2 separate regions of the Mus musculus genome follow, and region 1 is linked to region 2. A link is a loop called in an ENCODE intact Hi-C map of the cell type or tissue named here. Cell type or tissue: left cerebral cortex. All regions are shown on one strand. Links, peaks and the distances in the headings refer to the core of each region. The heading gives the core; the rest is flanking DNA.

Evidence for each region. Hi-C counts contacts between places; a loop is a spot of excess contacts. Peaks named below come from ENCODE experiments on the same cell type or tissue, not always from the same donor. Only the 100,000 strongest peaks of a DNase experiment are listed, where the experiment ranks them.
Region 1: it touches region 2 in a loop (2.0-fold over the local background); 2 of 42 quality-filtered maps call a loop at or near these places.

The regions. Positions count from the first base shown.
Region 1 is chr13:110,121,958-110,138,484 of GRCm38, reverse strand. The region is part of intron 3 of Rab3c (RAB3C, member RAS oncogene family); the gene reads left to right. Among named protein-coding and RNA genes, the nearest start is that of Gm41057, 51 kb to the left of the region's middle. In left cerebral cortex, for the core only: no CTCF peak of the experiment used is centred there; a DNase peak (open chromatin) is centred at 10,655.
Region 2 is chr13:110,068,855-110,085,381 of GRCm38, reverse strand. Rab3c (RAB3C, member RAS oncogene family) reads left to right here. Exons shown (of 5, transcript NM_023852.5): 4 at 1,128-1,252. Among named protein-coding and RNA genes, the nearest start is that of Gm32881, 71 kb to the right of the region's middle. In left cerebral cortex, for the core only: no CTCF peak of the experiment used is centred there; a DNase peak (open chromatin) is centred at 9,580.

The DNA.
Region 1 (16,527 bases), core at 5,716-13,715, 53 kb before region 2:
TGCTACATTTCTCAGTCAGGATGTTCCTCTCAACAATTCCTTATTTGATCCAATCTATTCCTTTCTCCTTCGTACCCTCCTTCCACCTTTTCTCTTCTTTCCTTTCTCTTTCTTTTCCTCTTCTTTACTTATTTGTCCTTACAAGGGAATATCCAGTTTATTTCTTTACTACCTTTCTGAAGATACTCTAGGCTAAGATTACAAATGACCTAACCACCAAGTCCCAGAGGAAAGTGTAAGAGTTCAGAGTTCCTTTATGATAGATACTTCAGGGATAGAGCTAGTCCTCTGGTGTCTTTCTTGGCCCGTTAAAAGTAACATTGGGCAGGAAGCTCCCACCTGGCGGGCTCTGTGGCCATGGCAACCACAGAGGCTTCATCTCTCCATCAGTACTTCCTTTGAGCAGGATTTGGAAACTCCAGTCCCACAAGGCTGGAGGTTAAGAGAGTGAGTGAAGTGCAAAGAGATTGAGCCGGCTGAGGGTTAGATCCTCTCACCAGCCACTCACAGGTGCCGTGTGAAAAGATGGCTGAGAGCTATTGGGCCCTCTGATTGTTTGAGAAAAGCATGAACTCTGAATGCTGTTCTATGTAGTGCCTCTATTTTCAAATGGCAGCAACTAATATTGAAATATGTTTATGGAGTAGGGACACTTTTACTATGTTAAGCCTACCCATCCCTAAGCACAAGAGATCTTTTCATCTTCTGATATCTTCTTCAATTTCTTTCTTCAAAGATTTGAAGTTATTGTCATACAAGTCTTTCATTGGCTTGGTTAGAGTTACCCCCAAGATATTGTTGATATTTGTGGCTATTTTGCCTGCCCTTGGGACACTTTTCCTTCTCCCACTGGGTTGCCTCGCCCAGCCTTGGCATGAGAGGTTGTGCCTTCTTTTATGGTAACTTCTTAGGCAATATTCGGTTGATATCTCTGGGAGGCCTGCTTTGTTTCTGAAGGAAAACTGTGTTGGTTTGAGTAAGAATGGCCCCTACAGACACATGTGTTTGAACATGTGGCCATAGGGAATGGTACTGTTAGGAGGTGTGGCCTTCTTGGAGGAAGTGTGTCACTGGAGCTGGATTCTGAGGTCATATCCTCAAGTTAGGCCTAGGGTGGCAGGCTCTTTCTGCTGCCTGTGGATCAAGATGTAGAAATTGCAACTCCAGCACCATACCTGCCTGCATGCTGCCATGCTTCTCACCATAGTGATAATGGACTGAACCTCTGAATCTGTAAGCCAGTCCCAGTTAAATGTTTTTCTTGATAAGAGTTGCCATGGTTATGGTATCTCTTCATGTCAGTAATAACTTAAGGGAAAAAACTGAGGAGAGAGAAGGGAGAGGGGAGGTGCTGAAGGGGATAGAATGGGAAGAGTAGTGGTAGGAGAAACTGCTGTCAGGATATAATGGATAGAATATGTGAAAGAATTTAAAAAGATACACACACACACGCGGCTTCTGAACTTAACATATCTACCCTGTTCTGATTAGTTTTATGTCAACTTGATATGAACTAGAGTTAGCTGAAAGGAGGGAACTTCGATTGAGGAAATGCTTCCGTAAGATTTGACTGTAGGGCATTTTCTTAATTAGTGATTGGTGGAGGGAGAGCCCAGCTATGTTGTGGGTGATACCATCCTCATGCTGGTCGCCCTGGGTTCAGGAAGATAGCTGGATGAGCAAGCCATGATGAACAACTCAATATCAGCACCCAACCATGACCTCTGCATCAGCTCCTTCCCTGTTTAAACTCCTGTCCAGACTTCCTTCTCTGATGAACAAATGATGTGGAAGTGAAAGCCAAATAAACCCTTTCCCCCACAACTTCTTTTGGTCATGGTGTTTCATTGCAGTGATAGGATAGACTTTACTGTTAAGCTTTTATCATTAATATCCTGAGTGCCTGGGTGCTCCTACACTTACCTCAAATTCAATATAGATAAATCTTCAGTCTTGTGCACAACAATCCCTTTTTCTGTCATCAATGTTGTTCACAGTAGTAATAGTGTGAGATAGGTGATACACAAACAGGGCATCATCAATACAGGCTTTCCACATAGAACCTATCTGATCCTTTGCTTATCCCACTGCCCTGCAGTCCTACAAGGTTCTGAAGCATGGGCAGTATTCTTTAACCAAAGTCCTTCCTTCACTGTGGTCATTTTCAGAGTCTCCCATAGTTAGAGAGAGGGGGGGTGGAGCTTAAGTTGTGCTATTATGGACATATGTGTTGCTATTTTCCACACTTTATTGGGCAAAACTCAAAAGTGTGGTCCCAAACCACCTACAAAAATTTAGGAAGTGATCTTAGCTTTGGAATTTCTGGATGTTCTGTTAACTCCAACCTTTGAGAGGCAGAGACAGAAAGATGCTGAGTTCAAAGACAGCTTGGACATAGGAAGACTTGTTTCAGAGAATGAGAGTTAGAGTGATTGACTATGGGGGCAAGGGGAGCCATTGACTATGATCAGAATTCTTAGCTATGCTGGCCTGTCACCTGAGGTAGAAACACAACAACCTCAACTCTATTACCCCTTCATAGGCCTGCTTCAGAGAATCCCAGCATCCTCTCCTCAGGACCTCCATACTCATCACTTGTTGCCATTTTGATGCAGTGCCTCTTTGCTCACTTCTTTCTGCTTGATCCAGGGTAAGGACCACTTTAGCTAGTAGAAGCTGAGGCATCTGCAGATCTCTTCTTTAATCTCCTCTATGCCTTACCTGGCGTGTGTACCAGAATCCTGTCTTCTTCCAAGTGTTATATGTTCCCCCACTGTCTTTGCCTAGAGTGCTCAGCCTCTACAACCTCAAAAGGTTTCTCAGAGAAGCAAGACTTATCTCAGATATTACATTTTCAAAGAAGCTCTACAAAATGCTTTACAAAAATCTGTATTGTTGCATCTGTACATCAAATAGCAATTTGTGTATACTCTTCCATTTTAGTACATTTAACATTTTTATATGTGTATATCTCTCAAAGACTGGAAATTTCTTGAAGCGAAAGGGCCACGTTTTATGCAAAATTCTATTGAGTTTAAAATCCCTTATTTTTTGTTCAAAGCCTCCATGTTGTGGCGGCTTAATTGATGCTTACTGGTTAAATGAATCGATATAATGCAAATTAGAATTCTGTATTTCTACATTTAGAAAAGTCTTAAGTCATCATTTTCCTGCCTGACAGAATTTTATTATCTGTTCCCTCCAAACCTCCCAGGGATTAAGAGAAAAGATTAACAGCAGCATTTTCCATTAGCTAAGTTAGCAGACATTTTCTCTGAAGGTTATATAGAATCTTGCAATAATTCCTCAGCTGCTTCATAACTTATGAGGAAGCTCACCAGCATTGCGCATTCCCCGAGTGATCAGCTTTACAAACTGCAAATCATAACCCAACGGCAGCCTTTGGAAAGAGAACCATCTCTCCAGGTTATCTGGGAATTGGTCACTTCCTCTTCTTCCTCTTGCACAGTGGAGCCATGCCCTTATGAACAAGCAATAAAGGCCAGTGCAAGCTAGGAGTCCTGACTAATCCAACTGTTCCTGAGTCCAAAAGCTAAAGACAAGGACAAGCTCTAGAGAGGCCTAGAGGATTCAGATTCCTTTCTATTTCCTGTCCTACTCTCATGGAAAAATCAAGAACGCACGTCAACATTAAATAAGAAATGACGTTGGGAGCTCAGTCTTGCTTGCCAGCTTCTCTACCATTCATACCCAACCAGAGCTTTAAGACAGTGAGTTCAACCCATATTTCCCTATATCCTACACTGAGACTTCTCTCCCACGTTCCCTGTGTCTGCCAGGCTCGTGGCATTTCTGCTCAGATGATCCACAAAGAACTCTCATTCAGCATGTCCAAAAACAAATTAATCATCCTCACTTCTAAGTCTATTGTGAGTCCTCTCTTGCTTGCCTGGTTAATTGTACCATCACTCTTCCGTTCAGGCAGGATCGAAACCCAGGGTCATCACTGACAGCTCTTGCTTTCCATCAGCAGCAACTGTGTGCTGAATTGTGCTCGCGCCTCTGCTAGAGCACTGAGAGCATCTCATGCATGTTTACATTTTTATTTCACATTTTGCTTTATCCGATGATTATTACATTTTGCATTCTTAGAATCCTGCGTGATGCTTCATGAACTCTTAGGCAAATGAATAAATCAATGAATAAAAGATTATAAGTACATCATTTCTCCCTTCCATTTCCTTCCTCCAAAGCACTCCATATTTTTCAAATGTATGGCTTCCGTTTTCTTAATTGTTGATATACATCAACATATATATCACATATGCATATAACATATATACCATATATGCATATATATCCCATCCATATAATATTACTTGTATGTGTGTGTTTTTAGGGTTGACCATTTGCATTTTTTTAAAGAAAGTCATACAACCTAGAAGTTGACAGTCATACACTTGAAAAAGAATGTCTCTCTTAGTGCTAACAGAACAATCACAAAGACAAGCATGTCTCCTAGCTGTCTAGTTTTTCTTTTAAAGGTTTATCCTTATTCTTTCTAAGTATGTGGGGGTGGCTGGGTGTTGCTGTACACATGCTCACAGAGTCAGATCCTGGTGAATCTGGGGTTAGAGGGAACTGTCAGCCACAGGCTGTGGTCCCTGGGAACAATGGAGTCCTCCACAAGAACAGTAATGCTGCTACCTAGTGGGCCTCCTCTCAAACCTCCTCACTTGCTCTTATCCTCTATATCACTCAATGTTTCAGCCACCAGGTCCAAACTCTTATAAAACCAAACTTAAAGCCAAGCATTTATAAAACTAAACTTGAATTAACTCTGAAACTCAGGAGTTTGTCAGGATCAACCACAGTGAACTTTAGACTTGTCAGGAATGAACCGCTCTGCCTGGCCACTGGGTTTCTTTCTAGTTCTCTAAGCCACACTTGGACTCAGCTTCCTGGTGTACTTCCAGATCAGACTTGAGCAAGGCTTAAATATATATATATCTCCTCTAAGTGAGTTAAGACCTAGTAGTGGTTTATATATGCTTGGTCCAAAGAGTGGTGCTATTAGGAGGTATGACCTTGTTGGAGTAGGTGCATTACTCTAGGAATGGGCTTTAAGACCCTTATCCTAGCTGCCTGGAAGTCAGTCTTCCACTAGCAGCCTTCAGATAAAGGTGTAGAACTCTCAGCTCCTTCTGTGCCATGCCTGGATGCTGCCATGCTTCCACCTTGATGATAATGGACTGAAACTCTGAACCTGTAAGCCAGCCTCAATTAAATGTTGTACTTATAAGACTTGCCTTGGATCAATTCGCATTCTTCTACATGATAACTATAATAGCCAGAAGCTGGAAAGAACCCAGATGCCCCTCAACAGAGGAATGAATACAAAAAAATGTGGTACATTTACACAATGGAGTACTACTCAGCTATTAAAAAGAATGAATTTATGAAATTCCTAGGCAAATGGATGGACCTGGAGGGCATCATCCTGAGTGAGGTAACCCAATCACAAAAGAACTCAAATGATATGTACTCACTGATAAGTGGATATTAGCCCAGAAACTTAGAATACCCAAGATATAAGATACAATTTGCTAAACGCATGAAACTCAAGAAGAACGAAGACCAAAGTGTGGACACTTTGCTCCTTCTTAGAATTGGGAACAAAACACTCATGGAAGGAGTTACAGAGACAAAATTTGGAGCTGAGACAAAAGGATGGACCATCTAGAGACTGCCATATCCAGGGATCCATCCCATAATCAGCCTCCAAACACTGACACCATTGCACACACTAGCAAGATTTTGCTGAAAGGACCCTGATATAGTTGTCTCTTGTGAGACTATGCCGGGGCCTAGCAAACACATAAGTGGATGCTCACAGTCAGCTATTGGATGGATCACAGGGCCCCCAATGGAGGAGCTAGAGAAAGTACCCAAGGAGCTAAAGGGATCTGCAACCCTATAGGTAGAACATCAATATGAACTAACCAATAACCCCCTCCCCGGAGCTCGTGTCTCTAGCTGCATATGTATCAGAAGATGGCCTGGTCGGCCATCAGTGGAAAGAGAGGCCCATTGGTTGTGCAAACTTTATATGCCCCAGGGCAGGGGAACACCAGGGCCAAGAAGTGGGAGTGGGTGGATAGGGAAGTGGGGGGGAGGGGAGTGTATGGGGGACTTTTGGGATAGCATTGGAAATGTAAATGAGGAAAATACCTAATAAAAAATTAAAAAAAAAAAAGACTTGCCCTGGTCATGGTGTCTGCTCACAACAGTAAAACTCTAACTAAGACAGTCCTTACCTACTAGTTTGTATGATAACTGAAACAACGTAATGGAGTAACATCATCAAAAATCTCTACTATCTCCACTTTCCCTAACAGTCCCAATGCAAATTATCTACTGTAGGTTTTACTTAAAGTTTCTTAATGCCTGGCTTAATACATTGTATGCAGCATTTAAGAAGCAATTCTAAATGTGAGTGCCACTCTTATTATATATGTAGTCGCTAGGCTTTGACAGAGAATATTAAAAATATAGTCCTGTATTTGTGCACAATATATTCTTTTTAGTGGCTATTATAAGCTGTTTGTTTTTCCCCTAAGTCAGCACAAACTTGAACAGAGCATTCTTTTCCTTGCTTGGAACTCATTTCAATGATAATAACCATTTTTAAACTTTGCTTTTCTAAAGCAAATTATAGTTAATGGCTCTGGAGTATTGTGAGAGTGTATGCCACACAGAGGACAAGTAAGGCAGCTTGGGGCTGGAGTATTAGCTCTGCCAGGGGACAGCATTCTCAGCCTGAACAAAAGCCAGGAGAAGCCTTTCTTGGAAATGGAAAATGGGAAGGTTTGCCCTTATAAAAAAAAAGCCCTTGACTTGGTTAAGCCCTGAGAAGCTACTTATTTCCATTGTTCCAGTTCTTTCCTGGACTTCCAAGAGAGCAGACTGTTGACCTGCAATCCTCCATGACTGTGGTTATTCTGTTTGCTTCTGATACACGTGTCTACCCATGTAGGCCTGGCATGTCCGCTATGTCTCCCAACCCTCTTGGTTAAGATTAATTTAGTGAGATCTCAGAACCCATGCTCACATGCTTATAAAGCAGACGTTCCTCTAATCGAATCTGTAACAGCACAGGATTAGAAGAAAACTTTCTATGAGGTGCCCATTGTATGTATGTATGTATGTATGTATGTATGTATGTATATATATAATATGCCTTCAGAGTATGTACATATATATTCAAATTTTTATGTGTTGAGAAAATTCAAATTGCCATTTAAGTCACTCAAAATGATGCATAGCAAAAACATACAAATACAAAAAAACACGTACACATTATTTAAAACAAAAAGATCTGCCAACTCTTAAAAAAAGATCTTGTATTTTTTTTCAAGTATTATATTCTTTTTATCAAAACATATTATGGTTGAGTTGAGTAATATTTTTGTGACTGTAAAGCTAATATGAGTAAACCTAATATGAGAATATAATGATAGATAGATAGATAGATAGATAGATAGATAGATAGATAGATAGATGATACATGATAGGTAGATAGATAGATAGATAGATAGATAGATAGATAGATAGATAGATAGATAGATAGATAGATGGATGGATGGATGGATGGATGGATGGATGGATGGATGGATAGATAGATAGATAGATAGATAGATAGATAGATAGACAGATAGATAGACAGATAGATGGATGATAGGCCAGTAGGTAGATAGATGATACGTAGATGATAAATAAGTAGATGATAGGTAGAGAGATAAATAGATAATAGATAGAAAGATGATAGGTAGGTAGATGATAGATAGATAGATAGATAGATAGATAGATAGATAGATAGATGATACATGATAGGTAGATAGATAGATAGATAGATAGATAGATAGATAGATAGATGGATGGATAGATAGATAGATAGATAGATAGATAGATAGATAGACAGACAGACAGACAGATAGATGGATGATAGGCCAGTAGGTAGATAGATGATACGTAGATGATAAATAAGTAGATGATAGGTAGATAGATAAATAGATAATAGATAGATAGATGATAGGTAGGTAGATGATAGATAGATAGATAGATAGATAGATAGATAGATAGATAGTAAATAGATGATAGATAGATGATAGGTAGGTAGATGAGAGAGAGAGAGAGAGAGAGAGAGAGAGAGAGAGAGAGATTGTATTACTTTCACAAAGCCCTAAGGGAGCCAAAGCTGTTTTCTGTGCAGGACATGCTCTAGATAAAATGCCCTTAAAATAAATATTCTCCTGAGGAGCTGTGATTTATGGCATTTTCCTATGGGCATGCTTAGGCGGGGATGGGAATGCACTGGGAGATTAAACATCAAAAACATCTCTCTTCTGCCATTCCCCTTTATCATGTAAAAATAAGTTCCTTTAGATGTCATAAGCACACCAGGAGCCTTGGGAAATTGCTTTATTTGACTAAATGACATTTTTTTCTATGAGAGATACAGAATTTAGACATAAAATAAAATAAAATCCTCCTAAAAGAGACCCAAAATAGAAACAGGAACTGTCTTCTCCTGGGTCAGGAGTCTAGGAGTGAATATGAAAGGAATGCTTAGTTGCCTGGGATATTGTGCCTGGTTCTCATTTCCAGATGAAGGTAAAGGGATGTCCAGGCTCCACTGTGACATGTACACATAGACTCAGCCCCCCTTTACTCTAGTGAAGTTCTATCCCTCTCTCTCTTGTTTGAAAATATTTCTTAACAATAAACTAGTTAAATAGCTTTGCCTACCTCAAACGCAAGAACTGTGATATATGATCAATTACAGTCTTGATATCCTTCGAAGACTTGATCCCAGCCTATGATGTTATTGGAAGGTAGATTTTGAAGATGGGATCTACTGAAAGAAAGTTGTGCTACTGGTTGTGTGCCCTAAACAGAGATATCAAGACATTGAAGAACAATAATTTAGAAAGATCTGTGTAAGTGCAGAAGAACCAGTCACCTCAGGACTTTGTTAAGTGAAGATCCGATGCCTTAGGTCTGGAGTATCTTCTCAAGGCCCCAGGTGTCTGTTGCTAGTGCTGGTACCTGAACTATACATGATGAAGAGAGATGCATCAAAGGATGTAAGAGATTACTTAAGGTAACATTTTCTTTTATGGGAAGATTTTAAAAGTCTGACAGAGACATCGCATGAGGAAACAGGAATGATGTCAGAATAGAAATGTCAGTTCTCCCTGGGTTTCTAACACCACCTTACCTTCAAGTCTGACTATACTTTTGGATATCAAAGACACATCCAGATATCTTAGCTGGGTAGAAGGGCCTGGCTTACCATCATCCTTTTCCTTGTGGTCTTTTTAAAGATGGCTGGCAACTCCCCGAATGGAAAGAATGCAATCCCCGGTCTCTCCCTTCCCTTTCCAAGTACATGATCCAGGAGAATTTCTGCTGCCTCAACTCTTCTCAGCCTGGGCCTCCTCAAGTCTCTCTATGTATGTCTCTGCAAATTCCCTAGATTCTCTGAAGATTTGGATTTTGGAAAACAAACCAACAAATGTACACATTACTTGTCTCTGCCCAGGGTGAGGGATGAGGAGAAGGGCAAAGGCCCAACTCAGTGTAAGAGAGCACGCATGAGTCCATGTGTCAAAGCATGATGATCAACTTATGTGTGGGAAATAAACACAATGCGGTTTATTATATGTCCCATACCCCAAATAGCAAATATCGTGCTGATATTATGCAAGAAGTCTTTTGGCGACAGGGAGAAAAATGGCGAATATTATCAAGATGACAGTGAAACTGTAGTTAATTTATTTTTTTTTTCTGAACTTCCAAGTTTCCTAGAAGAATGTTCTGTCTATATAATTTTTAGACTATGTTTTGAATTATTGAAGAATTTAATTTCTTGGCCTTGGACTAGTTGGGGTAAAAACTGGGAAAAGCAGTCCCACTTCCATCCTGACCTTAGGGAGCTGTATCTGCCATTCACTGAGCAAAGACTCAAACCGCCATCATGTGCCATGAGTGGCAGGCGTGGTAACAGTAGCACTAATGAACAGATAATTTCTCCTTGTAATCTTTGGTGGGCATAACCAGGCTGTAGCAAAGCCTGAGAATCCATCAGCGAAAATCGGTCCCTTGTTATTCAAGTCAAAATGCTAGTTGCTAGCAGTAAGTGCGGAACACTTCCCTCTGCTGTTGTTGTTCAGCAGGGAATCCAGACATCAAACCTTTCACTTTTGAATTTAAAATTGTTTTTATTATTACAATGTGTGTATGTGCGTGTGAGTATTTGTGTGTGTGTGTGTGTGTGTGTGTGTGTGTGTGTGACAACAATGTTCTGTAGTAGATTCTTTCTTTCAACCATGAGTTTCAGAGACTAATGAAAAGCCTTACTTTCTGAGCTGTCTCCCTAGTCCCAGCCTTTATCTCTCTTTACAATATTCAGAGTTTGGATACAGAGAGCAGTGGGAAGGTTGAGTCAGGGGAAGACAATTCTACCTGCCCTCTGCTAGCTCCGCATTAGGTCGCTGTTTCTTTTTCAGGCCCGCTGCTAGCAGTAGGCCAGAAAGCTTTGATCTTAACGGATGGGCATTTAACACAGGCTGTTCCCTTGATGTGCACATTTAATTCAGCGTGTTCTGCACAGTGCTCCAGCCTGGCATTTTTCCATATAAGGAGTTCACAGCATCTTCCTGCAGCACTCCTGCCTCTGTCTTGAAATGCAGCCCGAGATGGCTTTGTGTTTGCCGCACGTGTTGTAGGCTGAACACCACAGCAGCAAAGCTGCCGCCTCCTCTTCCAAATCCTTCCAGGTAAGTGGGGTGCATCCCATGGCTGTCTGTTTCCCAAAGGACAACTCGATGAGTCGGGTTACTTTATATTTTAATGTGAGCGAACGAGTTACAATCTGGTTTAATGATGTTTGTCTGTCGGCTTATATCAGAACAAACCAATGCCTTTGTGTGGGTATAATTTTCTCTTTGGGAAAGTGTTGTTAGACCCTGCTTTGGGTGTGATTTTAAACGGAATTGGTGAACACTGAAGACACTCTTTTCACGGGAACGTGCCCTTTGGGTGCACTAATGAGAGGTCTGGTGTAGAATAATACTTGGAGCCAGGGAAGAGGAGTGTTTCAACCTTAGGTGTAATGTTCTCTTATAAATAAATGCCGCCCAAGTCTATGTAGAACGGCATTCTCATTGAAAGGAGCCATAGCTTTAAGTGGGTGGCTGCATTTGAGGTCTTAGCTCCAATAGGCAACACTCCCCAGAGAAATCTCACATTTGGTATGATTGTACATAAAGGTGTCACGCTCGATTCCCCACTGTTTCTCCTGTCTAATGCCTGTCAAGGTTTTGCAAAAATATCTCCAAGTCCAGATGCGGCCATCATAGTGAAGGGACGGATGAGTGAGGAGACTGAAAAGTAGAGTCTGGGTTTAAGAACCAACACAGCGCACAGAGAGAGTGGAGTGAGAGAGCCTAAGAGCCTGCAGCCTCCAGGAAAGAAACAGTCACTAAAGGGCATGAAAGAGGGAGGTGGCATTATAAAGACAAAATTGAGGGCATGGCCTTTTTTTTTTGTCTAGAAAAGGCAAGCAGCAGCATCTCGTTTGCTGTATCCTATTGCTATCTTGCTTTGGGTACCAGATACCTCACTTAGGATCCAATCTTTGCACAATGGCCAGGGTGAGCCTATTACAAATCCCTGCTGGCGAATGGCAGAAGGGTACGCATGATGTGTAGGTCTACTTAAGGATGGATGAGGCCCCTGAGCGGATGCTCTTTAGATGCATTCAATACCTGTGACTGCGTGCCTACGTCAACAGTCAAAGCAAAACGTTGAGAAGCTCCAAAGAGGCTGCATATTCAGTGACATATTCAGTGGCATATTCAGTGACATATTCAGTGACATATTTGAATTATCTCGCCTATTGCTCATCGTCTTTGAAAGTTAGTTTAATTCTAATTTTTACAAAAAACCAAAAAAAAAAAAAAAAAAGACTAAGGAAGTTAAGAAACTCAGCCAGGGACACATGGCTAACTAAATGGAGGAAGCAGGGTTCGAACCTCAGGTCTATCTTAAAACTCAGGTCTATGTTTTGCCCACTTTGAGGCAGTCTCTTCATCTAACTGAATTGTTCATTCAAATATAAGATAGGAAAGACTTAGCAAGGGGAGATACAATAAGATAATATTTCTCTTTGAAAAATTGGGAAACTCACTTGAAGTTCAGAGTGTTTTAGATCCAGAGCCGGGATGTTTAAGTAGGTAAAACCTTGCCAGAAAGGCTGGATTTTGATCCCCTTTGTTGGTTTCACGTTGTAGCAATCTGGGAGAATTAAAAACATACTGATTTCTCATCTCTACTCCCAGAACTTCGTATTAAACTGGAATGAGATGGGGTCTAGACATCATTTTTTTTTATGCTTGCCAGGTGATACTAATGTGTAGATCCTAATGTGTGAGCATTTGTGCTTACAGCCTCTCCTGGAGCCCAGACCCCTTTATTCAACATTCAACTGATTCCTAGCTTTCTGTGCCTTTATGTCATTCTACATCTCAAACACAGTGTGTCTGAGGCAAACTTTCTGCCTTTTCTCTCAAACTTGACCCTCTTTTCCCTATATATCCTTTGAGAAGAAAATGTCAAGCACTGTTTATGGTGTTGAATGAAATAAACTTACTATTCTAATATGTTCATTTTTAAAAAGAACTCAGCCTAAAACAAAATACAAGGTTAACCCATGGGTGGATTCTTTGTAAACCCATAGTTTCACCTTGGGATTTTCAAAGTCTAGCAAGTTCTAGCACCTGTTAATATTGGAAGTGTTGGGAGAACTTTCTCTTGAATCCCAAAGGGGGATAAAGTGCAGACATTAAATGTTCTACATCAGAAAGTTACTTAAAATTTGCATTATTCATAAAAGTAAGCAAGCCTATCCATTTCAAATAAGTGCTTATGGTTGCTTACTTCTAACATTTTTAGACTATTTACATTCCTAGAGATAGAACTCTGGGTTTCAGTGGGACACAAACTCCAATGGTCTCCATTCTCAGGAAATGAATGAAATGGATTAAATAAAATTATTAAATTTAATGAAACAGTAAAAATGATACACGGCAGAGAATGGCAAACACTTTACAGGAAAACAAAGGCTGTCTTTCCGGGGCTAGTTTTTCTATGCTAAACACTCTGTGGAAGCTTCCAGTCAGGTAGGGAAGATAAGAAGTCCAATGGCTCAAATAACTACAGAGTACAGAGTTGGTCTAAGCAACTCAGAAGTCAGTGCCTGACAACCAAGGTCTGTTTCTCCGGATTAATCGTCTCTCCCTCATGCTGCTGCTGCCCCTCAGGGCCCCTTTGAACGCTCACCATCCCCCTCAGCTCTTAGTCCAGCCAGGTCATCTTCTCTCTTCTAGAACTCTCAGAGAGGCCTAGTATTGGATCTCACTGAGATTACTTCTGACCGGCAGGAACAGGCTTGTTCGACAGGTTCACCCCTAAAATCAAAAGAGAGTTAGCCCACTCAAAACCACCAGAGACCCTACAAAGGGTACATACACAGGGAAATGTGGGCTCTGTTGTAGGAGGAAGAGTTAAGAGCTGGGCTCAGCACGTCAGAAATCTCCTTGGAGTCTGTAGGTACAGGGAGAAAGATTCCATAGCCATCATGGTAACAAGATGGTTACAAAAGTTCAACTATGGATGAATCGTGGAAGATCGACAGGGCTGTGGGAGACTTAAAAAAAAAAATAAAGTTAAGTTCTTAATTTCCAGTGGCAGTCTACCTATGAAGGTTATCACACATCTGTGACCACACCCCTCACCACACTAAGAAGCCAAGTCAGTGCTTGTGTCAAAGTGTTTCGGTTTCCCAGTTAAAGTTCCTGTTTATAATGAAAGAGAGAATACATTCAGATACTCAGTTATCAGGTCTCTACCTTCAGATTCTAGATCTTTTGAGCTGAGAGCCTCTCAAATTTGATTTTTTAAACAAAATCATTGAGATATTACCATGAAATTCTGAAAAAAAAAGTACACTTAAAGTGATTAAACCTAATTTTTTGAGCTCCTTCTATTACATTATAAACTTCTTCATCAAAGACACCATCCATGTCTTGTGACTTCCTAGGTTTCTATCCCAGCAGCAGACTCAGAATAAAATTTCACTGAATTTTGCTTAGCAAACATTTTGGTGCTTGCTGCGCCACAGTGAAGAATTTTGTGTCAAGGAAATGTCTCCCTCTGACATTACCCATCCCCACAATTTATACTAGTTATTCAAGCAGCGTATACTTTTAAGAAGTGGAGATAATATTGGCTGGTAATACAATATCTGTTAATAACATTGTGAATAACAAATGAAATTGGGTAGCTGGATCAGGTCTGTAAATATCATGCACTGTGCAAATAAGTGTGAGATAGTGTTAGTGTACCGTTTTGCAAGTCATATCTTCTATAAGGAAATTGGATGATAGTGATAGAGCCTTTTATTGCAAACTAGCTCCATCTCCTTTTCATTAAACTGACATCAGAACTTATTACAATAATTTAGCATCATGGGTATTGTTTTGTAACTGCTTGCTGCAAAAAAGGATACAAGGTTGGGAAGTTCTACCCTGTAATAGCGCTAGGAATTAAGAGAAGGGTAAGGCAGAGTAGCCCTAAGCAAGCAGCAGCTAAGCACTGTGGGAACTTAAGGGGTAAACTTCTATATCACAACGTGAACAGGGAGGATTCTGAACCTGGTGTGGTGGCTCACGCCTCTGCCTGTAATCCCAGGACTGAGGTGGAGGCAGCCCCCTCCGGACTTTGAGGCAAGTGGGTTCTAGGCCAACCAGAGCCAAAAAAAAAACAAGAACCAGTTTTTAAAAGTCTGTGGTAACTGAATAAAAATGGCCGTTCTCATGGATTTATAGAGGTGATCAAAAACAGACGTGAGGAGAAACCCTGAGTGTATGGGAGAAAGCCGGAACTTGAAGATAAGGAAAGGGGGAAATGGGAATGTGAGAAGGGAGGACAATACAAATACTATAAGAGCAGATCAGGCTCAGATCCACAGGCCACAGTGAGCCGCAGACACACTGGCTGGTGAGAAGCAAAGGGAATGGTAGGGACACCAGTGACCCTATGTATGTGACATTAGTGTGGTCTGCTTCCTAACCACATAAGTATTCTCATTGACAATTATGATGAATGAATAATCAGAGCCAGACATATACTTGGTAAGAATGTTTCTTATATTGACCATTGTGTTTAAATAAATTATTATTATTATTATTATTAAAATATCTTCAATGGAAACATTCTAGTAAATACTAAATTGTTCAGTAAATGGAGTTATTGTCTTGATGTGCATATGAAGAAAGAAGGTGTGTGATATTTGTCTTTCTGAGATTGGCTTTTTCCCCTTACCATGATGACTCATTGTTTATATTTGAGAATGTCCTCTCTCATGATGGGAGGAAAATCCATGGCCTAAACAGACAAATATTTGCAGTACTTTGTAGAGGACAGACACATGGCCTCAAGGTCGTCAGTAGGCCTCGGAGGCTTTGCCAAATGTTGCTTCCACATTGAATAAGCCCTCAAGCTTACCGGCTTCCTGGATCCCTTGGAACTCTGGATATACAACAGCAACGAGGAGATTTTCTTGTAGATTCCCATGTAGAGAGGTGTGTTTCTGTTTCTCTGATGTTTCCTACTATAAAAGTTGAAGGTTTCATTTTTGCCTTTTGGCACTGCCAAACTTTAGAATGCATGAATACACATAGCTATACAAATATACACATGTGTATGCATAAGCTGACACATATGGGCCACCATGTATAACATATATTAATTCTTCCCAAACAAGAGGCTATTGCCTCTGGAGTGGTTGACTCAGAGGGTCTAGATGAAGCTTGAGTACCCACCCACATTAAATTTTATTTCCTATGTATTTATTTCTGTGTTTATTCAGCACATTGGAGGGACATACAAGTACACACATACCATGGTGTGCATGGGCGAAGTCAGAGGACAACCTGGGAGTCTCTGTCATTTCCTAGTGATTGGGTGCACCAGGCCAGCTGGCTTGCAAGTCTCCAGATGTTCTCCAGTCCGCACCTCCCATGTCACAATAGGAACACTGGGATCACAGTGGATTATACCAGCTTTATGTGGGATCTGGAGACCTTACTTGTACACAGCCAGGACTTTACCCAATGATCCACTTCCCTGACCAATAACCTATGGATTTTATAATTTTGTTGATGCTAGTCCAGGGTGAAGGATAGCTAGTGGCAGCATTACATTTTTCTAGTTTCATGCTCATACTTCGTGACTTTTATTAAGTTTCTGTGATCTTGACTGGCATCCCATATTGTCAATTGACTCTTTGTACTCCTTTTTAATCTTGGAGGGACAGAATTAGGTAGGATTTGATCCTTAAGAGAGGCTAAACCTTCCCTCATGTCCTAAAGCCATAATTTCTTCCCAAGTTTACATGCAGGGTACAGAGATAAGGCTTGAGAGGCCATCAATTAGGTGTCA
Region 2 (16,527 bases), core at 5,538-13,537:
CCGGCCACCTGCCGGAGATAGGTATCCCACAGATCCTATCTTGCTATTCTTACATAGTAGAAAGGAAACAAATTAAAGACCATGGCTTCATCTCCTCTGGGCTTCTGCTCCAGATGGCAGCACACTAGAACATTACTTCTCAAACTTTTAATGAATAGCCGGAAGTGAAGACATCTTTAGGGGCCCAGGGTTGAGAAGTATGCCACTTGAGTAGAATTCCCAGCTCCCCCACGTGGGATCTAAGACAAATTATTTAACCTCTCTGTGCCTCATTTTCTTCCAGTGTGAACTAGCATAACAGCTTCTACTTAAATTAGTTTATGAACTAATTGGGTATAAACAAAGCACTTAGATTTACCATGCTGCAAATCACAACTACCACAATTATTACCTGAACTGCAAAGCCAAGAGTTGTTTGTTCCATGATATATACAGGGCCTAATCTAAATTCTAGATGTCTTTTCAGAGTGAATCAAAACGCCAGCCCGCTATATTGTTGTTTTATAGGAATGTGACGTGTTTATTTTAACTATGAGGCATGAGTATAATAGTTTTATGACTTGGTTAAAAATTATGATTTCCTCTGATCAAGGGAAATGATATTTTTAGTTTCCCTTGTAAGCGTGTCTATCAGTGGGGCAGCTGTTGTTAGAGAAACCAGCTACCTCAGTGTCTGGAGATGAGAGGGTTCTGGAGACACAGGACTTTCACTGCTCAAACTGGGAAGATCCCTGCCAGCTCAGCTTTACGATTACTTCATAACCAGTATAGATCCATAGAGCCGAGAGAAGTGGGTGTGATGGTGCTCATCTCACAGATACAAAATTGCTCTCGGTGTAACACCTACTGCCTTGACAGTGCTTCTCCAGAGCTGGGGCCAAACACAAAGCCTAGCCCATGCTATAGCCTCGTGTGCTCTGCCACTAAACTACACACTGAGCTCTGATTTCTGACTCTTGTCAAATCCTTGTAAGAATCTGAGGGTTGCAACTGCACTGGAATAATTAATTATAAATGTCAAGTGTCTGACTGGGCTTCGTTTTTATCTTGCTCACGCATTCTGAGACTTTTTCTTTTTTTGCTTTACGATTTCCCTCTGATCATTTTTGTACTTTTTTTTTTTTTAGGTCAACTCAGATCAAAACATACTCTTGGGATAATGCCCAGGTTATCCTGGCTGGAAACAAATGTGACATGGAAGATGAGCGGGTTGTCTCAACCGAGAGAGGCCAGCGCTTAGGAGAACAGCTCGGTATGACACAAGTCACAAGGAAAGGATGTTTGGTGAATGTTGTGCTGATCAGAGTCACAAGAGTGTGTGTGGTGTGTATGTATGTGTGCATGTGTGTGGTGTGTGCGTGTGTAGTACATGGTGTGTGTGTATTCAGTGTGGTATGTGTGTGTGGTATGTATGTGTGTGTATTGTGTGTGGTACATGTGTGGCGTGTGTGTGCATGTGTGTGGTGTGTTTATGTGATGTGTGTGTGTGCATGTGTGTGGTATGTACGCATGTATGTGGTATGTGGGGTATGCATGTGTGCATGTGTGTGTGCATTGTGTGGTGCGTGTGTGTGTGGTATTTGGGGTGTTTGTATGTATGATATGTGTGTGGTATATGTGTGTGATATGTGTATGGTGTGTGTGGTGTGGTATGTGTGTGTGTGTATGTGTGTGTGTGGTTGTGAGTGTCTGTGTAGAATGTGTGTTTGGTGTGTGTGTGTGGTATGTGAGTGTGAGTGTGTATAGTTTATCAAGAGACCTTGACAAACAACAGACCTTCTGCAAACCCTGAGTGTATTCCCTCTCATTTCCTGCAGCATTAGTTGAGTTCAGAAACAATTAGAAACAAAAGTGATGGTAAGAACCTAGTGTGAGCTCAAAAAAAAAAAATCCCAATTATTTCATGAGGATCCCAGGCCTGCCCTCCTTGCTCCCTCATCCTGTTCTGTGTTGGTCCAGACATATCATTCTTCGAGGAGTTGAGTACTTCATTGCAATCACTCTTGTTCTCTGGTTCCTGTTAAGGATGGTAATGGCAAAACACAGGTTCTGTTCTAGATTCTGTACTTCACAGCATCAATGATGAGCCACAGTAGTGTTAAAGAAGAATTCTTAGGAGACAAACTCATCTCTTGAGAATGTACCTGCTAAACAAAGAGCTCTTCGAGAAGACCTTCAATAAGATGGCATAGTGGAGTTCTAGAAATGGCCATTCCAAACACAAAACCTACCTGAAGATGAAAATATCACCATGAGTCAGGGGGAGTTTCAGGAGAGACCAGTGGCTGACTGATTCAAGACAGTTTTATTCAACACCTCTTGGATGGTTTGTGTCAGACATTATAGAGGAACAAATAATAATGATATGGAAAGACTAAGGGTACATATAATACAGCAAAACAAATGAAGAAACAAAAACAGGTCAGTGAGTTCATGATGTAGAGGACAGAGACAAGAGGAGAGCAACAGGAAAAAAGTGGGCAGAGGCAGGTAGAGAGAGAAGTCTACCAGCAGGGTCTGGGAGAGCAAGGGTGGGGCAGGAGTAGAAGATATCCAAGGAGAGATGATGCTGGCAGGGATGATGGGTAGGGCTGAACAGTGCAGCTTGGAGGAGGCAATTGATGCAAGAAGATGGGTTAAATAACAAGATACATTCTGATGGATCCCTAGAGAAGGAAAAAAAAGCCAATAAAAGGAGATGCAGTGTTATAAGTAAGGGCCACAGTGGAACACAGACACTGAAAGCAGGGAAGCAGCATTGATGTGAGGGACAATCCTGGTCCTGCAGCATAATACATAGGGAGAAGATGCAACAAGAGGTTTCCCAAAGTACCTTGGCCCCAGAAGACACCTCACTATACTCAGCATCTCACCCTTTCTCTGTCTGTAGTGGTGGCCTCAACTAACAGTTGATCTCAGTAATGAGGCACAACCCAAAACATGACCCAAAACATGTTATGGGTGATCAGAGCTTTGCTCTATTATTGGAAGCATGGAATGTCAGCACAGCCATTCCCCATGGGTAAGTCTTCCACTGGGAAATCTCAAGAGCTGAGCAGGGCCCGCTCTCCAAACTCTATTATTTCCTTGGGAGATCAATAAGCTCATTATTACACTGAAAGCTGTCACTGGATGACCAGAGAAACCAGTCTACAAGGCTTCCCCTGCAGCCAGCTATGAAAACATCACTAGACTGATATTTAACCTAGAAATGCTCCTTAGCCTCTATATTCTCCGTCATAGGACCCCTCTCCTCATGTCACCAGCATTGGAGAGCCTTAGAAGTCTGCTAGCATTTCCTAATACCTCAGGAAGATAGGAGTGGAGACAAGTAGGTCCTCTGTGTATGAGAGAAAAGGAACCTGCAGGGTGTCCCCATATGGCTTCCTCCATCTCCTTTCCCTGTCCCTTGGATTTATCATCTAGCTAGGCATATCCACCTGGAAGGAGAAAGGCTCCTCAGATGTGATCAGTCTTTATAAGGAAAGCTAAAAAAAATACGTGGGTCCATGAAAGATAGAATAACATCAAAAACAATTCAATGTCATTGTCAAAAAGAACCAGGTGATAGCTTTATTTTTTTTAACAACTTAATAAACAACTTGGGTGTTGATAAGATAAGATATGATGTGGAAGAGAAGTTAAAATAATGATGAACATATTTTTGGAAATACTTGTCCCCACATCTCTCTCCTGTACTCAGGATCTCACCCTTTGTCTGTAGTGGTGGCCTCAACTAACAGTTGATCTCAGTAATAAGGCGCAACCCAAAACATGACCCAAAACATGTTATGGGTGTACACACACATGCACACAAGAGCACATGTACCTGATATAAACACCCTCTCTAGTCCCTGCACACATGTGGGAAAGTTTCTCAAATTGAGGGATAGACAGATTTTATGCTCCTGTGCAAATTCATCCAATAGTCTCTAATTGATTTTTTTTTTGCTATGTAGTCAATAAGACTCTGCAGTTGTCATGACAACCAGAAAATGTGCCTACTTGGAGATCATTTGCCTCCCATGTGATTCATTCTCCTCATGACTACACACCCTCCACACATGATCAGGAGAGACAATTCTAAAAACTAAAAACTCTTCATCTAAATTACAAGGTTTTGAGAGGTTATACTTTTAAAATCAATTAGCAGTAAAATTCCATTTCTGGGAGATTCAGTATTCCTTTTCTACAGGTCATTACCACATCATGACAGATGGCTCTGAAAGACTCCAAGAGGAGCCCCTCGCTCAGGCCTCAGGACAATAGCGGACACCCAAGAACTCACAACAGACCAAGCTTGTTGCAAACCACATGAGGCTTTATTCGAGGAAAGCCAGAGCTCTGGGGACGACTCATATCCCACGCAGGGGTAGAGGAGTCGACCTTGAGGGGAAAGAGTTCCCAGTTTTTATAGGCCCTCAGGGGGGAAAGGAGAAGGGGGAGATTAGGGGATTTCCAGATCTAAACAATGTCTATTCTCAAGAAATGGGTATGGGAGGGGTACAAGGAAAGAGTCTAATGAAGGTGCAGCAATGGGCACACACCTGGTCAGAACATTGGCAGACACACAGGTTCCAGGAGTGGCCAGAGCATTGTGCACCTCTATTTTTCTAAATCAGTGAAGCTAGTTCTGCTAACACTGACGTCTATCTTGCCAATTTCAGGGCTTCTGTGTCCTTTTACATTCTGCCAGGATCTTTCAGTTCAAAACAGCTGCTTTGTTTATCTATTTATGATTAACTCTCCATTCTTGATAGTTACTTCTGTATATCAATTACTCACCCAAATGAAGGGACTGGAGGGAACTATAGTGTAGCTGACTATACCTGAGGCTGAGGTCTTTGGAATTCTTGTACGAAGGGTAGGTACTCTTGTCAATCTGATGTATTCTTTAAGTCACAAAACAAGTGTTTATTAGCTGTTTACAGTATCCTGGGTACTTGGCATGCAATTTGACATATGACCTTACCTTCTAAAAATAACAATCAGGAAACGTGTGGGTGCTATATAGACAATGAACATTTCCCCAATCTCCCTCTCTTGTATGTTTTATTCCATCTGGCCCTGAGATTGCAGTTCCTTGTCATTAATTCTGGGGTTCCTCATTCCTCCACCCTGTCCACCACTGGGTTAAGTCTCCTAGGTAGCCATAGAAATCTTCTTCCAACTGCTTCTTATATCCCTGGCCCGCCACACCCATCCTACATACTTCCTTGGAAGTTCCCATTCACCCTGAGGTCTTAACTCTACCTAACAACAGGCAAATCAAATGCCTTCAGGGAACCTATGGCTACAATTCAGGTTCCTATTTCCAGTTGGCTCATCTGGGGTTTCAAATGAATTTATCAGCACCATCACAAACTAACTGCTGACCTTCAAGTTTCAAAGTTAATCCCTAGGAAGTTATAGTATAAACAAAAACATTTGTAGTATCATTTTATACTAACTTTTAAATTTTTATTAGACATTTTCTTCATTTACATTTCAAATGCTATCCCAAAAGTCCCCCATATTCCCCCCCCCCACTTCCCTACCCTCCCACTCCCACTTCTTGGCCCTGGCATTCCCCTGTACTGGGGCATATAAAGTTTACAAGAACAAAGGGCCTCTCTTCCCAATGATGGCCAACTAGGCCATCTTCTGCTACATATGCAGCTAGAGACACAAGCTCTGGGGGTACTGATTAGTTCATATTGTTGTTCCTTCTATAGGGTTGCAGACCCCTTCAGCTCCTTGGATACTTTATCTACCTCCTCCATTAGGGTCCCTGTGTTCCAACCAATAGATGACTGTGAGCATCCACTTCTGTATTTGCCAGGCACTGGCATAGCCTCACACGAGACATGAGCAGAGTGTCTGAAGAGAGTGAACTACTGCTCAAGCTGAACATGACTCTGTGTCTGACACTATTCAACATTTTAACATTTAATCTATTAGAGCATAGCCTAGAACAACATAGGAAATGCTTTGCACTTTTAATTTACATAGTTAGGTTTTCTCTATTAGAAACAGACTCTGGCAGAATGTCACTTTTTATATCTGTGAATTCTAAGTCACATATACTCATTTGATAACTCATGGTTTGAGTAGACCGTCCATTCATTTTTTAAAAGAGGAGAAGGTAAAGCCGTAGGATGGGGTATTCTTTCACACAGCGGCATTTCTGGATGTGTGAGGTAGGACAAGCAGAATGTCATTGTTTTCCTGGAGATATAGAGAAATATATATATATATATATATATATATATATATATAGATAGATAGATAGATAGAGAGAGAGAGCTAACGAATGGGATTTGCCTCTGTGGACTGTTTCTCTACCATCAAAGACAAGAGTTGGTCACACTGGCCATGGGGTTTGAGTGTCCTTGAAGACAAGAGAACTGAAGGATGTGAAGTATCACTGACATCCAGATGGGAAAGTCTCCCTCTGGACTTCGGTAACCTTGACTCTGGTGGGAGCTGAGCTGGAATGACCCCCAATGGTACTGATTTTGACTTTAGCATCCTCATATATTTCCCTGAAAACCTAGGCTGCCATTGCTAGCCAAGGTAGGAAAGAGAATGGAGGGAGCTGTATGTGAAGTTGTCTACTTGTGGGATCTCTGAGCTTTGGGGATCCCTAGGCTAACCCTAAGGAACTCCCACCAGGGAAAGTTATCATAGCCATCTATCCCCAGGGCTAAGTTCTGCTCCATACACAATAACCTTAAAATAACCTCGAATTATGGAATAGATTTTTACTGAATTTACTTTCATCTTAAAATCCAGGAGGGAATTCAGGTGTGCGTGGCTAGTAAGCCTACTTAAACTCTTCTCCCGGGTCCTGTGATCTTCCAGTGATCCCATAATCCTGGGAAAGAAGCCAGGAATGGTTTCGTTGTTACTAAGAAAGAATCCTCCTAAATACAATCTTACTCGTGCTCAAATTTTCTCCTTCAAAATATATCCATCAAACTGGTACAGACAGTTTCAAGGAGACTTGGGGAGATCCAAAGAAAGAGAGTGTGGGCTGAGATGTTATTTATTAATCCAGTAAGGATGCAGAGAAATCCACTGAACCTTGATTAAAACCCATCAAACTAAAACCAGTAGGCAAGTGTTCTTACTAAACAGCCATTAGAGTCACACTATATATTCTTGATGGACATGGGAGAGTGATGCTTCGAAATAAAATTTGGGAACATGACACAGAATTATTTTCATTTATTCATTCATTCATTCATTCATTCATTTATTCAACCTTTAAGTTTTCCATTCAGTATTGTCAAGCACTCGTCACTAGAAAATTCTAGACTCCAAAGGGACACAATCACTTCATTTTTTTATTTATTCAGTTTACATCCTGCTCACTGCCTCCTACCAGTCACTCCCTCCCACAATCCTTGCCCCCACACCCCATCCCTCCTCCCTTTCTCCTCTGCATGGTGGGAGGACCCCTGGATATCCCCCCACCCTGGCACATCAAGTCTATGCAGAGCTAGGAGCATCCTCTCACACTGAGGCCAGACAAGGCATCCCAGATAGAAGAACATATCCCAAGAACTAGCCACAGGTTTTGGAATAGCCCCCACTCCAGTACACAATGACTTTTATAAGCCAGTCTATAGGTCTCCAACAGAATTAAAGACAAGTGTTAGAGGAGGTCAGGATATTAAGAACATGCCCATCCAGGGGCATGGAGGAAGGCCACGTTGAGAGTGTTTGCTGCAGGCTTGAAGACAGAAAATAGAATTTTCATGCATAGGCAAGGAGGTGGTGGCACCTTTATGAAGAAGAACCTGTGTGCTAAAGAGGCAAACCCGTGAAAAGATGACATATCAATGAGAGGCCATTTACCACTGAAGACACTGGAATTGGCTCTACTGGTTCTCACGAACCAGTGCTGGAGTTGAAAGAACAGGGTGGCAAGAGTGGATTTCATTTTGGACTAAGTAAAAAGGTAGCATTCCTAAAAGTAGGGTGTTTTTAATGTCAGGCAGCGTATAGGGAAAATTATTATACATACTTACCCGTATCTCAACATCAGTTTTTCAGATCTTAAATATGTTGTTCCAGCAGTACACTATATAAATTATAAAAGTAGTCTTCATGTATTAGGATAGTGTTGAATCTTCTAAAAGCTGGGTTATATAATAGTAGGTAATCTGCTGACACCACTGGTTAAACAGTAGATTGGAGGTAATGGACAGGAAGCATGGAATCCATCAGGAGTGGAGCATAGCACGGGAACATGGCCAGGGCATAAATCAGGACAACAGCATTACTCAGGGGACATTAAAAAAAAATCAGGCCAGCTCTCGATCGATGATAGATATAGATGTGTGTGTGTGTGTGTGTGTGTGTGTGTGTACGTGTATCACATCAGAAAAATCAGGATCTCTGAAATGGAGCATATTCTAGTTTGCTTTCTATTGCTGTGATAAACACCATGACCGAAAGTAACTTAAGGAAGAGTTGACTTGGCATAGCAGTTACAGTCAGCCATCAAGGAAAGCAGAGGCAGGAACCGAAGGCAGGAACTGAAGCAGAGACCATATTGGCTAACTTTCGGCCTTGCTTCTTCTGGCTTGCTCAGATACCTTTTGCATACAATCCAGGCCAACCTCCCTAGAGTAGTACTAGCCATGGTAGGCTGGGCCTTCCTAGGTCAATTAGCAATCAAGAAAATGGCCCACAGCCACACACAGAGGCCAGTCTGATGGAAGGAATTGTTCCAACGAGATTCTCTCTTCTCAAGCACACCTACATTTCTGTCAAGTTGGCAACAGCTGTGAGATACCATCCCTTGTTGACTGAATACACAAACGCATCTCTAAAGCTACAGCAGCTGGAGAAATGCATGCATCCCTGATGGCGGACTCCCTCCAAGATAACAGTCAGGTGGCATCTGAAGGTTTCATGGCTTTGACTTGAGAGTTTCAGGATGCTGGATCCTTGGAGGCCCTTTAGCCAGATGAGGATTCTATGTGTTGCAAGTAGCCACCGACCTAGTTCTTTTCTATGAAATTCACTTCAATTCTAAAAAGTTGGCTCCATTAAGTCTATTCCTGTATGACATAAGAAGTGTATATAAAAACGAAAGATGAATCTTAAGAACGAGCCACCAAGCCTCTCTGTGCACACATTAACTCTTTCTAAAGTAAAAGATGCTGCTGTTGTACACACACACACACACACACACACACACACACACACAACTAATCCAGTGCCATAAGCATCAGCTTCTCATTACAGTGTTAAGTTCTGCACACCAAGGACCATTTAATAATCTCAGCACCAACTCCAAAGAAGCACAAGCAGCCTGTGACAGACATGCTCCCCTTCCGTCCTTTTTCAAGCTCAGGCCATACCACTGCCTCCGGGCACGCCAGTTTAATGAAGGATAATTTTTTTTCCTTCAGTTTTTTTTTTAATTATTTTCTCCTTGGGCCTGCAAAACAATTGCACACTAAAGCAGGTTGAGTCGTCAGCAACTGTAATGAGGCTACAGCATCGCCCCGTGCCTATTTTTAAAACTCCAACCACCTGCTCCACATTCGCACTGACTGCTCTTCAGCAGTTTTTAAAGATTTATCTAAATCTTAATTGCCGGTGTTTAGGAAAGAACAGGGATTGCCAACTTCTGGATTTGGCAAGGAGTCGCAGCAATGCTATTTAAATGTTCTGAGTACCTGGCTGCACGGAGCCGTCTGTGGAAAAGTGCAGACACCCTACCATTATTTCCGCTGGCTCACATTCTTTCTGGCTAAGGTTTCCCAGGAGGTAGAAAACAGATCAAGGATACTCTAATGTGTTGGATATACTTAGATAGGCTTACAACCATGTATGAAAAAGGGACAGCTCCTGCATCCACCTTTTCCTAGTCCTTTGAGTTTGCCCTGTTATTAGCCTCATCTATGTCTCGTAACTCTCTGTCTTCCTTATTGGCAGCTGGAATTTAATCCTCAGAAAATACTCTTTTTTTTTTTCAAGACAGGGTTTCTCTGTATACCCCTGGCTGTCCTGGAACTCACTTTGTAGACCAGGCTGGCCTCGAACTCAGAAATTCGCCTGCCTCTGCGTATTTCTCCCGAGTGCTGGGATTAAAGGCGTGTGCCACCACGCCTGGCAGAAAATACTCTTGATGAACGGAGAGGCTGTACATTCCATGCATCCCACATTGCTCAGGATGGTCCAGCTGGTGCTCATTCATCTCCCAGTAAGCATCGATAGCACTCAGTTCACGCTCAAAGTAGCTCACTTTGAATGAGAGGCAATATGGAGGCTTGGCTGGTGATACCACACCCTGTAGGATCATAAGTGGCATACCCAATTTGCTCTTATATGTCAGGTCTCAAACTCTTAGACTACCCATGGAAAGACTTTTCAAGACCTTGGCAAAGCCCTGTTCTAATCATCATTGGTTTACTCAACAGAGCTAACCTGTGAAGCCCTTTCTTGGAAGAAAAAAAAAAAATCTTACTACTTCAAATCTCCACAACATTCGGCCGCCTAGGAAGCCCCCATCCCCTCCAAGAGCCACAGAGTAGAAAACTATATTTTTGCTAGAGAGATTCCAGTCTTTCATCCTGCTTAGCCCATCTCACAAATGTCCCCATCCTCTTGATTTCCTACTCTCACGCAGAACCCACCTTGGCTCCTTATCTCAGAGTAATCTGCCTGCTGTGCCTTTCTCAATGCTACACCCAGATCTAACCCGTGCAGCATTTAAAGTATGAATGAATGAATGAATGAATCCAGTTCGAGGTGAGAAAGGTCTGTATAAACTACTGACTTCCAGTTTCTTTTTCTCACAACACAAAAGTGTTAAGAACAATGTTACTAAAATTTTAAAGCTGAATATAAGAAATGTAAACTGTCTCATTTTAATTACCAGCACTGAAAAAGAAAAGAAAGGAAAACAAACAAGCCTCGACTCTTCTAAATCAGTTTGGTGTGTTTGGTTTTGGAACTCAAAAGGGCTCAAATCCAGGATGGGCTAAGACACCTGGCAGGGGTCCAGATCTGTTTATTAGCTTTGCACCCTGGTTGGTGTGATTTTTCCTTTTCTCAAGGTAAAATTATCATAACTGACAGTGGTAGATAATAAATCCCACCAACTAAACTCACGGGGGACTGATTTCTAATTAAAAATGCTTATTATTATTTGCCTCCAAGAAATGTAAATGCCCCACATTTGTAACTGCAGATGTAGTTGACTTAAACGTGGTATTATTATGTCCCAGTAAACCTATCAGTAATTTGAAAACATCGGAGGCTACCAATGCATTCAATATGCTTAGCCTACAAACAGCATGCCTCTTTCTTTGACATGTTCATTCCAGTTAAATCAGTCTGCATCCAACATAAATCCTATTCTATATTAATCTTGGATCTCTCATGTAATTTACTGAATACTGTTCTGACATTTAGAAGAAGCACCATTTTTTCTAAACGTTTAAAGTAAACAAATTGTCAGCCAAACCATCCCGATGATGGCTTCTCACTTATTTCTTATTCTAGTGGTTGCCTCTAGTGACAGGCTCATGACATTAAGGGAACGCTGTTGAGCAGGACAGGCTCACTCATCCTCTCAATCGCACAGACAAAGCTGTGCGTCCGTCCATGTAGTTTCATCCAGACCCGGTCTCCGCTATTCTGCACTGCAGGAGTCTGAGGCTGTGTTTATTCCTTTTCCTTCCCCTTCAGGAAGTTCAGCGCCATCATCCTCTGATGGTCTCACCTTGGAAACTTGTGGCTTATTAGATCACAGGGAGAGAGAGAGAGAGAGAGAGAGAGAGAGAGAGAGAGAGAGAGAGAGAGAATGCCCTCCATGTTGGGAATTTGAGAGACACCCTTATTCCTTTATGGATCTGTGAAAGGGTCCCAGTCTCACCAGAAGTCATTTGTGAATGTTATGTGGGGAGAGTTGCTTTCTGCAGAATGTTAACCCTGCGTACTTTGTGGCGCTTCCTAACTTTGTTCTCAACAGGGGACTTTCTCTAGTCTCTGAAACCCAAGTCCTAGCACGAAGCTCTGTTTGATGCTGGCATATGCTTCATCCCCCATGTACATAGAAACCGTGGTATTTCGTCTGTGAAAGCCATTCATGGAAACGTCCCTGCTCCGGCTAGATCACACACCCTATCCTGACTTTCTCTTCTGCCCTTAACTGTAATTAGTTTCCAATCACCTGGATTGGCAGCCTCTGACAAGGAAGCAGTTGTTTGTTTAAAGGAAGAATTCTAAAGATGGCAAATTTTCATCTCCATCTCCTCTGTTCTAGGAGAACAAAGACAAAAAAAAAAAGTCTAAATATAAACCATCAAGAGAACATATGAATTAACTGAATTCTTCAGAATTTATCACCATGAAAAATAAATGCATTTAAATAATGCTTTGTGCAGCTCTCTGTGTCTGCTCTGGACAGAATGAACTGCCTGCGAATGGAGCTAGAGTCAGATTTTCTGGGGAATTTTCTGACTTTTAGAAACTGCAATTATGGTAAATTTGGTTAAAATATCAAATCCAGTTGCACCAAAAATGTCTTTATGAAAGCCATCCCTTTGTAAAATAAACATATGCAAATCAGAATTCCTGAGCATTAAAGCATGTTGCTCAGGCTAGCTAAGAGTCTCCACCACTGTTTTTATGAGGCCAACAGAGATTATTCCATTGTCTTTGGGCCTAAACCTGCCAGAAGACATAAAAGTCATTAGGAATGTTCTGGAGGAAAGTGCCTGGGGCTGTGGAAACAGACTCTAATCTTTGCCATGGTTTTCTACATGTGCAACATGTCTACACCGCTCTACTAGAAAGTGAATATTTTAAAGGTGCTACTTCACAGTACTGTCTGGATCCAAAGCAATGGAAACCAATGTGAATAGCATAGCACAGCAATCTTTACATGGTGCTCCACAAAGATCACCCGTCTGTGGATGTCACAATGAAACCTCATTCATTTGGGCACTGCTACTTGAAAATGTACTTCAATAGCTGCTCTGTTTCCTAGGCCTCTCTCCCGGCAAACATAACCTGCTAATTGATAATGCACATAAATGCTATTGGCAAATTGAAAATGCTGTACAAAGAACAGTTATTGATGTTCATGTTACCAGCCCCTTAACAGGCAAGGGTGGGAATTGTCTCCTTTATCATTAAAAGCTTAATGCAATGTTAAGAAGTTACAAAGGAAACGTTTCGTGGATTTAAAGGAACCCCACTTGGAAAATCCTTGGCACTTCTGTGCACACTAACGGTGGCTCTTGCACCTTGACTGACACTCATCTCTCTGAAAGCTCAGAGAGAGTCTTGACTTTCTTACCATTTAAGAGGTTTAATATTTTAATGTGAAGCAAAAGTTATTGGTGGGAGTTGAATAATTCTACACTTCTTCCTATTGTTCAGAAATGCCTTTCCTCATGGGTAAATAGGACTGCTTTGGGTTTTTGATATAACAAATTTCCCACAGGACAAATCTGAAATGATATGATATGGAGTTCCATGCTTGGTAAACTCCACCTAGAAATAATGCAGCCGACAAAGTGCTTGCAAGTTCGGTCGCTTCATAACAAAGAACAAAGGAATAAGTGATTCTTTCCCCTTCCGTTTCGATCTGCCAGCTTCTCCCAACCAATTAATAGCAATCAATCCTGTAATTAGCCAACATCTGCTGGGCACCTGCTTCTACTAGATGCTGTGTTAGATATTTCCAGGGATAGGGGGAAACCCCAGGTGGGATGCACAATTTAACTGGAGGACAAAATGTACCTAGTAGAGGGGACTGGAAGGGATAGAGAGTGATTGGCTCTCCTCCTGGGCACCATGAACATGATCTAGAATTGAATCCTAGTGTTTGTCCAACATTTTATCCTAAAGGTTGAGAATTATAGCTTCCAAATTACTAGAATGCTGAATTTTACATTGTATCAATTTTGTAACTGAGGTACCCAAGGAGCTGAAGGAGTCTGCAACCTTATAGGAGGAACAGCAATGTGAACTAACCAGTACCCCCCACCCAGAGCTGTGTCTCTAGTTGCATATGTAGCAGAGGGTGGCCGAGTTGGCTATCAATGGGAGGCGAGGCCCTTGGTCTTGCAAAGATTATATGCCCCAGTATAGGGGAATGCCAGGGCCAGGAAGCAGGAGTGGGTGGGTTGGGGAGCAGGGTGGGGGTAGGTTTTAGGGGGGGTTAGGGATAGCATTTGAGATGTAAATGAAGAAAATATCTAGTAAAAATATAATAAATAAATAAAAGTTCTTTTCATTCTCAAAAAAATAGAAATTAAGTCCAAAGTATATACTTGAAAATAATTACTAGGGAATTGGAAATGTTCAGGGTGGGTGGTTCACCACAAAAGACCTTAAAGCTGTTACCCAAGGGAACTCGGATTTTTCTAGAAGGCTTCAAACTGAAATAGCCACAGGGGATGAGCAGGTGGCATAAATAATTTAAAGAGTGAAGCAGCCAGGTGTGAAATTTACACATGATCTGTTTGTTCATTGGATACACAGGGGGAAAGTTCTTACATAAACAGTGGATGCTTTTGCCTTTCTCTGTGTAGCTTCCACCTTCCCACCAATGGTAGAGATATGGATGCCAAGGAATCCACTAAGAGCACAAGGACAGTGGACAATTGCAACATCAATCTCATGTCAGGGACAACAGGAAGGGCAGGGACAGTGGTCAGCATCCAGAGAGAGGCTCCATCAAGGATGTCAGAAACAGGCTCATTGGGTTGAAAACTTCAAGTTTTAATGATATTTCCCAAACGTGAGTATTGTTGAGGAGCAACACTGACAACATGTTCAGCAATTCAAGAACAGGATGTGGGTGTCAGCAGCAACATAAAGCAGGCACACACTCACACACTTACACACTCACTCACACACTCACACACTTACACACTCACTCACACACTCACACACTCACACACTCACATACTCACACACTCACTCACACACTCACTCACACACTCACACAGTTACACACTCACTCACACACTCACACACTCACTCACACACTTACACACTCACTCACACACTTACACGCTCACGCACACACTTACACACTCACTCACACACTTACACACTCACTCACACACTCACACACTCACTCACACACTCACTCACACACTCACTCACACACTCACACACTTACACACTCACTCACACACTTACACACTCACACACTTACACACTCACGCACACACTCACACACTTTTACACTCACTCACACACTCACACACTTACACACTCACTCACACACTTACACGCTCACGCACACACTCACACACTTACACACTCACTCACACACTCACACTTGATGGACAAAGCAAGCTCCAACAAGGTCCAACAAACAATTTCTAACAACTTCACACACACACACACACACACACACACACATATATATATATATATATATACATATGTATATATATAGATATATACATATGTATATATATATAGATATATACATATGTATATATATATAGATATATATACTTACAGATTGGGTGGGTGGAGCAAAGCTCCAACCACTTCACAAACATTCACAGACACATGTTTTTGGTGGGTGGAGCAAAATCCAATGAGCTGGTTTCAACCACTTCACATACATTGATATGTACACACTTACATATTTGTGTAGGTTGAGCAAATACCAATGAGTAGGCTCCAACAACTTTATTTTGCCTCCCACAATGTATATATCCCAGAGGAATCTTTCAAGCAGTATAGAAATTACAATGTGATTACATTCCATTTTTCCTTTAGTGAATGATTATGAAAAAAACACTTCACAGCACAAGTAAAGAAAACAAATTTCTTGGGATCCAGGAGTTGCCTCACAAGCCACGTGAACTCCAGTCTCAGACAGGGATACGTATTGAGCATTCACCCCAGGATTGATCGATCAGGGCTATAGACCACACTCCGGAGCTGACTGTGACACTGAGTCCAGATTCTACAGGACTTTTAAGCCTGAAATCTACAAACACCTGTGCCAAGTTACTCAACCAACCAGGATTTAAGGATAGAGGATTTTCTTAGGAGCATGTCTTTGTTGTACACTTATCCTGTGCCAATTGGTTGGGGTATTCGGCTGTGGCAGGACACTTACCTAACCTAACATTCATGTTCTAACTTGCCAATCAAAATGTCAGCTACCCATGTACATGTCTCTTTCTGTCAAGCGGAAGTTCCCATGGAGGCCTTGGAGACTCAAACTTACTCTATCCCTACTCAAACTGGAAGTCTTATCCCAAATAGTTTCTTATATTGGCTCAGGTGTCTCTCTTATGTTGGGGTCCAACCCAGAGGCAGCTTATAAAATCAAAAACCATAAAAGCATAGACATAGGTGCAGGAAGTGTTACCTGGTGGTTGCTTCAGGTCCAAGCTTCTTGTGGCTAACTCTACAAAGCTGTTCTAATTGACTTCTGTTGTGAATGGCTTTCAAGAACACCAAAGCACAAAACGTCTTAGTAACAGCTATGAGAAGGTTTCCTCATGACATTAGTAATGGCACATAATGGCAGGCTTA